2 separate regions of the Homo sapiens genome follow, and region 2 is linked to region 1. The links are chromatin loops, found by intact Hi-C in ENCODE. Cell type or tissue: GM12878. All regions are shown on one strand. Each heading gives the region's core, and the rest is flanking DNA. Links, peaks and the distances in the headings are about the cores only. Region 1 has its middle 140 kb from the start of BDNF. Region 2 holds the start of LOC124902652 (a long non-coding RNA gene).

Region 1 (5,383 bases), core at 271-5,270:
ATAAGGACATTTCTTGTTTTCCTCCTCCTGGAATCCCTACCCCTTTCTCCTAGTAATAGCACCCTGATTTCCAGTTGAAGACTCACTCTTCTTCTATTAAGGAGGGTGTTGCATAACCTAGACTTTTCCAGTCCAAATTTTCTAACCTTCTGGCTACAAGGATTGATTCAGAAATGGTCACTATGACCAGGGACTTTACTGGAAACATTGAGAATAAGATGCTGTCTTTCTGCTGGTCTTAAAAAGATCACTAGATGTGGTTGGAATCAAGCCTGGGAATCTGGGGACCAGAATATGCAGAAAATTGCCTGAGAATAAAAACCTGGGAATCTGGAGGCCAGAATATGAAGAAAATTGCCTGAGAATAAAAACCTACCTGGGGAAAAACAGAGGCAAGAAGATTAAGTTCTTAAGATCTAGTTGAAGTATCTGGTTTCAGCTTTGTCTAATGATTCCATTGATAAACTTCCTTCTATTATGTGGGGTGGTTATTTGTTCCCCAGCCATAATCTGGGAAGCTCTTTGAGCTTGGGATTACCAAGGAATGTAATCCTTGGTAAGGGAGAAGGAAGCTACATAGATCAAGACAAGGAAACTGGGGATTAGTAGGAAGAGAAAGGAAACCCTAAGGTGTGCTTTGTTTTCTACAAAGGTAAAAATTTTAATTTTCCTTAAAATATTCTTAGCTGCCTAGAAGAAGCTGAGAATGTGGTGGCTCCCCAGAGTCATCACTATATTTTTTCCTTTTTTTCAGCCATATTTATTGCATGGAGGTTCCTCAACAAACTGAAAATAGGATTACCATGTGATCTAGCAATTCCACTTCTGGATATATATTCAAAAGATTTAAAACCAGTGCATTGAAGAGATATCTGCACTCCTATGTACAATTTAGGCATTATTCACAATAGCCAAGTTATAGAATCAACCTAAGTGTTTATCAACAAATGAATGGAGAAAATGTGGCATATATACACAAAGATATACTTCTCAACCTTAAAAAAAGAAGGAAATTCTATCATTTTCAACAAGATGGGTGGATCTGAAGGACATTATGCTAAGTGAACACTATGCTAAACCAGGAACAGAAAGTCAAATAATGCATGTTCTCACTTACAGAGGAAATCTAAAACAATCAAACTCACAGTAGCAGAGTAGAATAGTGGTATATTCCTTTCTACATGTTATATGTATACAATGTATCCACATTGTATACATATAACATCACTTTGTACCTTATAAATATACACAATTATTTGTCAATATATAGTAGGGAATTTTTTAAAATTAAAATTTGCATTTCTAACAAGTTCTTAAGTAAGACTGCTACTACTGCTCAAGGGACCATATTTTGAATTACACTGTGCTAGGTAGGAGTAATCAACAACGTAGGGCAATCTGGGACTAGTTCTTTGCTTCCAAACCTAAACAGTCACAGTAATAACCTGGTGTGGTAATTGGCAGATCACCCAGGGATGGAACCACTAAGTGAGGAAGCTGGCTTGGGGAAAATCTCACCATAGCTGATGGGTAGAAATTCAATATCTGTTTGAAATGAAATCAGTCTGAGTCTTGCTTCTCTATACATCAAGAGGGAGCAAAAAGCTAATAACCTGGGAAAACTGTGCATAGAAAGTATACATGAAAAATATATACCTCTACATATATATGTATACATATAGGTACATGTGAATTGATTCTTTGGTATCACCAGAAAGAAACCCTTAATAACCAAAATACTTTTTGTTTTTATGGTAGTCTTTCCTGAAGAATTTGAAAGTTGCTGACAGAACCCATTAATCTTTCAAAACCTCTAAGGGGCTTCTGAGTGTTGCTTGATTCATCTTTCCAATTTTTTTTTTAAACATACAGATACTAGGTTTTTCTCTTCGGTTCTATAAGACAGAAAACTTTTTGCTGTGTCTCCTACACTGTATGTTTCCTTTTGCTTTCAAATGACCCAGCTTGAAAGCCTACAAACCATAGTTTGCAGATCCTAATTTAAATATTTATTTCAGATTTTTTTCCATGAATTGAAATTTGATTTCTTCACATTCCCAGTTCTCATTTCCACATAATTCTGCCTACTGAATGCATAATAAAAATGCATTTTACAAAAGCTTCTTTTTGAGAGTTAAAAAATCTTGACACCTATTAGACGTCTATCTTGTAGACTAAGAAGAGAGTGACTGTCCATCAGAAGCTGCCAGCTTCATCCTCTTTGGAAAAGTTTGAACTATAATATTTCAAAACTCAAGAGTGTTGAGTGTGGACAGACAATAAAAAGACCCAGGACCCAAGAGTTGGCAAGAGAATAAAATCTACGCAACAGAGCAATTCCTTATGATGAGTTGTAAAAATAATACAATGGATCAAATGCTTTGTACCACAAGGTTTTTTCACACCCTCCAGGGAAATTGCCAAACTTACTTAAAAACATGGTAAATTGAAGTTGGTTATATCCATCCCCTTCACAAACATTTCTCTCACTGCTTCTAATCTCACACAGATGTGGCAAGAGCATCAAAGATTGGGTTTGACACATTTGGACCTACTTAAAAAGAAAGCTGAAATTTAAAATATTTTTGAATTTGTGCCACCTACTGGCAACTGGAAGTGATAGAATTGAGCACCGTGTAATCACACTTCCTGGTTGAGGCTGGTTGTGGTCTTCATCTGGGGGATAGCTAATTAACACATGCTTTAACTGGTCTTTAGCACATGTAGCTGATTTAGTGAGAAAACTGTGGATTGAATTATTTGGAGGCTAGTTTCCAGGCCTTGGAGCAACTCTTAACGATTCCTGCCTGGTAAACCTGATTACAAAGTGAACTTGGCATTTTGGGATTCCCTTCCTTGTTGATGTGAATCATAAGGCTTCAGTGTTGTTGAGAGCTGGTGTTCAGATGGCCCTGTTGTTTGTCCACTGTTGCATAAACTTCACAGGCAAGACCCATGTGTTTGTAGGTGTAATTCTAGAAGGCAGATAGTGTATATTTGTGGACTGTGCAAAATGAATCTGAGTATTGATTTGTATGGCATCTGGAATACATTCTGGAAAGTTCTTACGGGGACAATGTGTAATGATTTGGAATTGCCACCCTGGTGCACACAGCCAGGATAGTGGGGGAAGATCTTTCAGCTTGAATTATTAACTAGTTTCTGATGATAATTTTGACAGCCTAAACCTAAACTAGGTTCTTGGATAATCTCTCCAAATCCATACTTTAACAAAATAACCTACATGCAGCATCATCCTTGTCTTAACCTTGTAACTCCCCTGGCCCTGTTTTGTCATTTCTTAGTGTGCCGAACTTTACTTCAAAAGGTTCATTTCATTCCAAGGGGCAACCAGAGAGGGATCAAAGACTTTACTTCATTTTGCAAAGGCCAGCCTGGAAAGTTTATTACGCTGGGTCAATCTCTCTTTGAAGATTGCTATCTGTGGGTGTGAAACCTGAGTCCCTTGAAAGACAGATGAGAAAAGCTCTGGGGCAGCCACCAGACAAGAAGGTGTCATTTATACCAAGATTGGAAAGCAACGTCAGAGACGTTGGAGAAGATCAAAAAGTTGAAGGTGCGTTGGACATATGGCAAAGAGTAGCGACCATCTGGAAAAGTGGATATTGTAATGGGACAGGCAGCAATCAAAGGAGAGTTGAAATTTTAAAAAGGAATGAAATGAAAGAAAAGAGAAAAGAAAGAAGAAGGAAGGAAGGAAGGAAAAGAAAGAAAGAGAAGGAAAAGAAAGAAAGAAAGAGAAAGAAAAGAAAGAAAGAGAGGAAAGAAAGAGAAAGATGGAAGGAAGGAAGGAAGGAAGGAAGGAAGCGGGGGAGGGAGGGAGGGAAGGGAGGGAGGATGGAAAGAAGGAAGGAAGGGAATTAAAGGCCAAGAAATACATTGAGTGATAGACCAGTAAGCATGTTGAAAAATGAGGGCTGTTATAGTGACAGAACCAGCTCTAGGGTTAAGCCATACTCAGTTTCTTTTACTTCTGCAAACGTGGTATGCTCTCTGGTTTCTATGCCTTCATGCATGCCCTTCTCCCAGCTGGAATATTGTTCTGTTCCTGACCTCTCTGCATTTTCTTTTCACTGAACCAACTCCTCCAACTTATGTTGAGATGTCAGCTTAAGTCTTTCTTTCTCTGGACAGTCCAGGAAAGTCCCCTTTAGACCTGAGTTACTCCAGCTCTCATGGTAGAGTGCTTACTTCCTTTGTCATAGGACTTTTCATACTTCCTCTTATTGTTTAACACCTTTCTTTCCTGAGAGCCCTATGCTCAATGACAGTGGGAACTTGTCTGCCTTGTTCTCCTCACCACTACAACCTCAGCACCCAGCATGATACCTGTAGTATGGTAGGTTGTTACTTCTCATTTCTGGAATAAATGAATAAAAACAGCTCAAGGGGACCGGCCAAGGTATTCCTTGTGAAAGAGCATTCTATCAGTTTACCATTTCTGGAACAAGTTCCTTTCCATTGGGTGGGCAGAGATGAAGACTGACACCATCTTGATGCCTCACATTTTGTAACTGCAGTAGAACACGAGGTCAAAGACACTGGCGATTTTAACAAATCATGACTGCCCTCTCTTCCTTCCAGCTGGAACAAGGCTATTCCTTCAAATATGTCAAACTTTGCTGTTTTTGCGTATGTTTGGAAGTGTATGGCATCAAATCCTATCATGTACCAATCAGAGTAGATAAGCATGGTCTCAGTCATCTTCTCCAGAAAATATACTCTATTTTCAAGTGAAATCTCTCCTTAGAGCTCCAACAAAGGGATGAGATATTTTGCTAGTATAGCTTTATATTAAAAATTTAGATCAGATCATTTACCAGATTTAAGGTCAACAAGAGGAAGGCAAGTTGAGGCACTGGTGTTTTGCTGTGTGTTAATGTTGATATGGGACAGTTTTGAGTGTGTATCCTTTTGTAAATTGCAGTTTTTAATATAGTTTAGAGTATATTTAAAATTAAATACATACCAAATTTTGGGGAACCTCTGTAGTACTGATTTGAAAAACACCTCTAAGCAAGACACAATTCTAAATGTTTTGCCCATATCAACTCTTCTACTCTCCAGAACAACCCCATTAGGCCCATATTAGTACCTGACTTTATAGATAAGGACACCGAGGCACAGAGAGGCTGAGTAATTTACTAACTCACAGCTGGTAAGTGGTGTAACCAGGATTCGAATGCAAAAGTCTGACTCCATTTATTCATTCTTTTAACTAATATTTAATGTGTGTCTACTATGTGCCATGCACTGTTCTGGGCTGTAGGCACACAGCAATGAACAAAACACAAAAATCCCTGCCCATGGAGCTTCCTGTTCTGGTGGAGCTCCATTCCAGCATCCTCGTTCTTACTCATTA
Region 2 (5,383 bases), core at 108-5,107, 120 kb after region 1:
TAACAAGTGATCCTGAGGTAATGAAGGGGAAGGCACTGTTGACCTCTCAGCTATTATTAACCAAGCACTCTTTAACTTCTGAGATACTTTAGGTAGAGAATTGTTAACATGTGGATCACCAGTCCCATCAGAGTCCCTGGCACAGAATAAGTACTGAAAAGGAAGGAGAAGTAAGAGTGGGAAGGAAGGATGGAAATAATCTATCCAACTCCAGGTGAGATGGAGAGCCTGGAAATTAACTACAACCAAATAGATTTGGAAAGACAAGTTGGGAGAAAAGAATGGAAGTACTATCTCATCTTTGTCTTCCTTGATATATAGTAAGGAATACACAAACCATCCTATTAAAAGTGACTTACTGAATTTCCTTTTAGAAATAAAGACAGTGGACTTTGTCTTAAGAGGTACTCCAATTATTTCTTAGTTTTCTAAGAAAAAGGAGTTCTCTTTCATTTCTGACTTTGTAGACTCCTGCTTTGTTACCCATCTCCCACCAATTCCAAGACTACACATCTACTGAGTGAAGTTTTTGTGCCTCCTAATACTGATGAGCCTCGTATTAATTTTTGAACCTATCTTCATAAAGATGTGGGCAAAGAACAAGCTTTATAACTGTGGCATAGGTAGAAAACTGTGAATATTAAACAGCTCATCTATAAGGAGTGCAATACCCATATTTTGAAAGCAAAAATCCTTCCTTCTAGGTTGTATTAATACATTTTGCTTTAAGTTTGGTCATGTTGTTAGGTAGTGATCCTTAAGGAATAAGATTTGTTCACTATTCAGTCTGAAATGTTCTTGCCATTACTAAATATAAATGGGGTCAAATGAGCCAGAGAAGTGTGATATTCATATCACAGCTGATTGGGGTTGTATGAAAAAATAAGATAACCCCAGGAATAAGTGCTACTGAGATGAAAATTGTGACACATACAGTGCTTGGCATCTATCTTAACAAATGAAATTATGGCAATCTTTACTTACATTAGACACTGGATTTCTGCAGATGGAAAAAAATTATGTAAGTGAGTGGATGGAGATAAAAGGTTGGAGAGTTGATAGTGCACCAAGAGAAGAGAATTGTCTATCAGATCACTGAGAAATCCAAAGTGGGAATAGGTATATATAGATATATGGCAAACACCATATCTTCACCACTCTCCCTAGCTCCCTATATCAACCCTTATTATTTAGCAACTCTTGTCCATCATTTTGGTCCCTGAGTTGGAGGTTTTAGTAATGGTTCCAAGAAATAAGAGCACTGGTTAAACATATTTCTTGGGAAATATCTTCAGTACAATCATGTGTCTAAATGATTTCAAACTAATCAGTCATTCATGTTCTGAATCCTCAGGCACCTACACCAACAATTCAGGGTATCCCACTGTAAGATATAATTTTCAGAATAAAGATCCAGCAGAGGAGTAGCTGATAGTTTCTATACAGACCACAAACTGTTGACAAAAGAGTCAGAAAAATATATCACATTGATGGCAATGGGGAATAATATGTTCATATACAGTGGTCATCTCCTTATGTCTTTTCAAGATTGCAGATCTGTGCTAGTCATTGAATTTGTCAGTAGGCAAGGAAAGTTATTAACAGCATTATGGATTCCATTCTCAAAAAACCAGTTTTGTCCACAAAGCCTGTACCCCAAGACCTCTGAGAATGGTATGTACCAGCTGTCCCAGTCTTAGGGCAGCATCTGCTGGCTAATTCATGGATGGACAAAAAGTGGCAGTTTGTGGGCAATTTGAGCAGTCCTTTCATTTGGCGAGAACTGTTGTGTTGATGACTGTGAGGGTTTCTGAAATCCTTTCATAAGGACCCATCTCAGGTCTCCAGGAGCCTGGCAAATCTAGAACTACTCCTAATGAGAACCAGGAAGCTTTTGTATACAGATATTTTATCTGGAGCCTAAGATAAGCCTGTTTGACTTTGGAAACATTTCTAGAGAAGCATGAACTCAACACTAGACTTACTGCTAATAATAATAACCCAGTACCAATGGGGGCTGCAATGAACAGAGGTCCATGCACATAATTGGGAAGTAAAACTTATTTTCCATAAGGAAGGCATTTCTGGGATGGGAGAGGGAGGACCTTGAAGCAGCCACTGAATGCTTATGTTCTGTTGCTTCTAATCATCCTATCGTGTAAGTAAGATTTTTCTACATAAGCAAGCAAGAATGATATTCAAACAAAGCACTTTTGACTGGAATAAAGAAACTGGAAATTGGAAAGGGCTGGGTGGTCTGAAACTTAAGAGCTATCCACCATCTTCTGCAGCATCGCTGTGCCTCATCCCTGCAGTCAATAGCGCCACGGCCAGGGCCTGTGACGCCGTTGGTGGGCTCCCCTTGGTGGGAACTCAGAGCGAGTAAAATCATGGTGTCAGTGCCAAAACGACGAAACCTGAAATGCGTCTGGGGACTTCCCAGGGCACTAGCGCTCCTCAGAGCGACGGACATCTCCATAACAACTGGTCTACATTCATCCCTGGTTCTTCTGCTCTGCTGTGCTAGCGATGGCTGAGGGTAGGCAAAGGGCAGCTTCAGTGGAAAGATACCTTGCGTTAGCGCCTCCCTAGGCTGGGGGACGTTGCCAAAGCTCGAGTTATTGCCTATTTCCCGAGATTTCCGGAGTCGTCCCCACATCTCCCGCGGAGAGCGGCGCCCCTCCGCCCCCCCTCCCGCCTCCCCCTCTATTAGACACTCCAAGGGGGTAGTTTGTTTCATTGTGCTTTTTTTCCTCTTCTCAAAGTTCATCCTTTCGCCTCCAAGTTACTTTCCGCCAACACGTGACCTCTTCGCTTCCCAGCTTGCGCAGCCACTGGTGGGGAAGCGCGGGCGCTAACCGCAGGGCTTCCTGGGAGAGCCCCCTCCGAGGTTCGCCACCCCAGCCCTGGCTCCCGCCGCGCTCACCCCGGCACCCCGGCGGCGGGGCAGCCCCCGCAGGATGAGGAAGCGGCTCCGGGGAAGCAGCACCGAGCAGCAGCGGAGCGCCCAACCTGCCGCCTCCCCTCCCGTCCCTGCCTTGGCCCGCGGCTCCGCTCTCCGCGGCTCGCCTTCCGACCTAGCTGCGCACCGGGGCTGTTAACTCACATTTGGGAAGCCATAACCCATTAGAGCAAACGCAGTCATAACTTCATTCAACTCAGCCGCTCGAGAGCTCGGCTTACACAGGTTCCTGTGGGCAACTAGTGGCTCGCCTTGGTGCCTCTCGCCTAGTCATCAGTACCTAAGAGGAAAAGGGAAAGTTGTTGGGCTGGTTCGCGCTTCGACGCATGCAGATGTTCCCAAGGACAAGTCACTTACTCGCCCCCCTCCCCCCAGTCCCCATTTGATCATCACTCACGACCTCATCGGCTGGAGACCCTTAGTCATGATGGGGGAGGGGGAGGGGCACGAACTTTTCTAAGAAGTTTCCTTTTTTTACCCAGAGAGTCACAGTGAGTCGGTCACGTAAACAGCGAGGTTAGTCGTCGCCGTTGCCGCCCCCCACCCCCTCCCTGCTGCGCTTTTCTGGTATTATTATTAAAGCGGTAGTCTGCCGGCGCTGATAAGCAACAAGTTCCCCAGCGGTCTTCCCGCCCTAGCCTGACAAGGCGAAGGTTTTCTTACCTGGCGACAGGGAAATCTCCCGAGCCGAATTCAGCTTCGCCGGAGCCCCAGGTGTGACCTGCGTAGTGGGCAAGGGAGCGGTGTGCAGGCTGAGTTTTTTTTTTTACAGGGGTACCCTGAAACTCCTCACTTTCTCTGGGAACTTTCAGTGCCAGGACCCAGTAACGGGCGGTTAGAAGGCAGCCCTAGGAAACACCTGCTACATAGCAGGGCAGTTGGGCAATCATTGGTAACCTCGCTCATTCATTAGAATCACGTAAGAACTCAAAAGGAAACGTGTCTCTCGGAGTGAGGGCGTTTGCGTAAATCTATAGGTTTTTCGACATCGATGCCAGTTGCTTTGTCTTCTGTAGTCGCCAAGGTGGTTGAGAGTTTAAGCTTGCGGATATTGCAAAGGGTTATTAGATTCATAAGTCACACCAAGTGGTGGGCGATCCACTGAGCAAAGCCGAACTTCTCACATGATGACTTCAAACAAGACACATTACCTTCCAGCATCTGTTGGGGAGACGAGATTTTAAGACACTTGAGTCTCCAGGACAGCAAAGGCACAATGGTGAGTAGCAATAAAACCTGCATTATAATTGAAAAATCTTGACATGTTGCTTAACAACGGGCATATCACGGCTCTTCCTAGCACTTCACACGCCAAAGAACAGCAGCTACTCAGGCCAGGGGAATCGGGTTTTTACACAGTGCAACTTTAATTGGAATCATTTGAGATTTGACACAGCTATGTGGAACTGCGTGGAACAAACTTGGAGCTGGGTGGGGGGGTGTGTGTTATATTGGTTGTTCAAGGCTGATGCTTGTCTCTCAGCAGTCTTGCATTCTATTCTTTTCCTTAATGTGTATGGTGTATGATCATATTCTATGATTTATATGTGGGCATGTAATTGACATTTGCAAGGGGGTTAATTTCCATCTAAAAACAATAATGCTGTTAGAGGTTGGGGTTAGGGGGTGGAGTGGGGGTAAGGGTGGGGTAAAGACTGGGAGTTTAGGTGTAGATGGGGGGTGGGGTTGGGGGGAGAGAAATAAGTCAGAAGTGCATATCACCGGTAATGGGTAATCCTCTCGTAGAAGAAAAGGTTCTCATCAACATGTGATCAACTATTAACAGGATGGCTTTGGCAAAGCCATCCGCACGTGACAAACCGTAAGGAAGTGGAAGAAACCGTCTAGAGCAATATCAAGTATCACTTAATTAGAGATTTTTAAGCCTTTTCCTCCTGCTGTGCCGGGTGTGTAATCCGGGCGATAGGAGTCCATTCAGCACCTTGGACAGAGCCAACGGATTTGTCCGAGGTGGCGGTACCCCCAGGTAGTCTTCTTGGCCCCGCTGTAAAGCCAACCCTGTGTCGCCCTTAAAAAGCGTCTTTTCTGAGGTTCGGCTCACACTGAGATCGGGGCTGGAGAGAGAGTCAGATTTTGGAGCGGAGCGTTTGGAAAGCGAGCCCCAGTTTGGTCCCCTCATTGAGCTCGCTGAAGTTGGCTTCCTAGCGGTGTAGGCTGGAATAGACTCTTGGCAAGCTCCGGGTTGGTATACTGGGTTAACTTTGGGAAATGCAAGTGTTTATCTCCAGGATCTAGCCACCGGGGTGGTGTAAGCCGCAAAGAAGGTAAGCACCAGGGCGGGGACCCCTTGCATCCCCAATTCTTGAGCTATTTTGATACTGTCTTCCGGAGAGGACGCGTGGTGGAGGGGAGGAGGTAGAGGGAGAGCATGAGAGGGGGTTGTTTCTTGGTATTTGCCCA

The links. A loop is a pair of places that touch in the nucleus more often than their neighbours do. Peaks named below come from ENCODE experiments on the same cell type or tissue, not always from the same donor. Only the 100,000 strongest peaks of a DNase experiment are listed, where the experiment ranks them.
Region 2: it touches region 1 in a loop (2.4-fold over the local background); 4 of 110 quality-filtered maps call a loop at or near these places.

The regions. Positions count from the first base shown.
Region 1 is chr11:27,836,918-27,842,300 of GRCh38, reverse strand. No RefSeq gene overlaps it. Among named protein-coding and RNA genes, the nearest start is that of BDNF, 140 kb to the right of the region's middle. In GM12878, for the core only: a CTCF peak has its summit at 2,630 (motif pointing left); a DNase peak (open chromatin) is centred at 4,210; H3K4me3 peaks cover 313 bases.
Region 2 is chr11:27,720,210-27,725,592 of GRCh38, reverse strand. It overlaps LOC124902652 (a long non-coding RNA gene), which reads right to left and starts at 3,351. Exons shown (of 2, transcript XR_007062633.1): 1 at 3,107-3,351. It also overlaps a transcript of BDNF not described here. RefSeq lists an enhancer at 3,105-3,613. In GM12878, for the core only: a CTCF peak has its summit at 2,331; no DNase peak of the experiment used is centred there; H3K27me3 peaks cover 877 bases.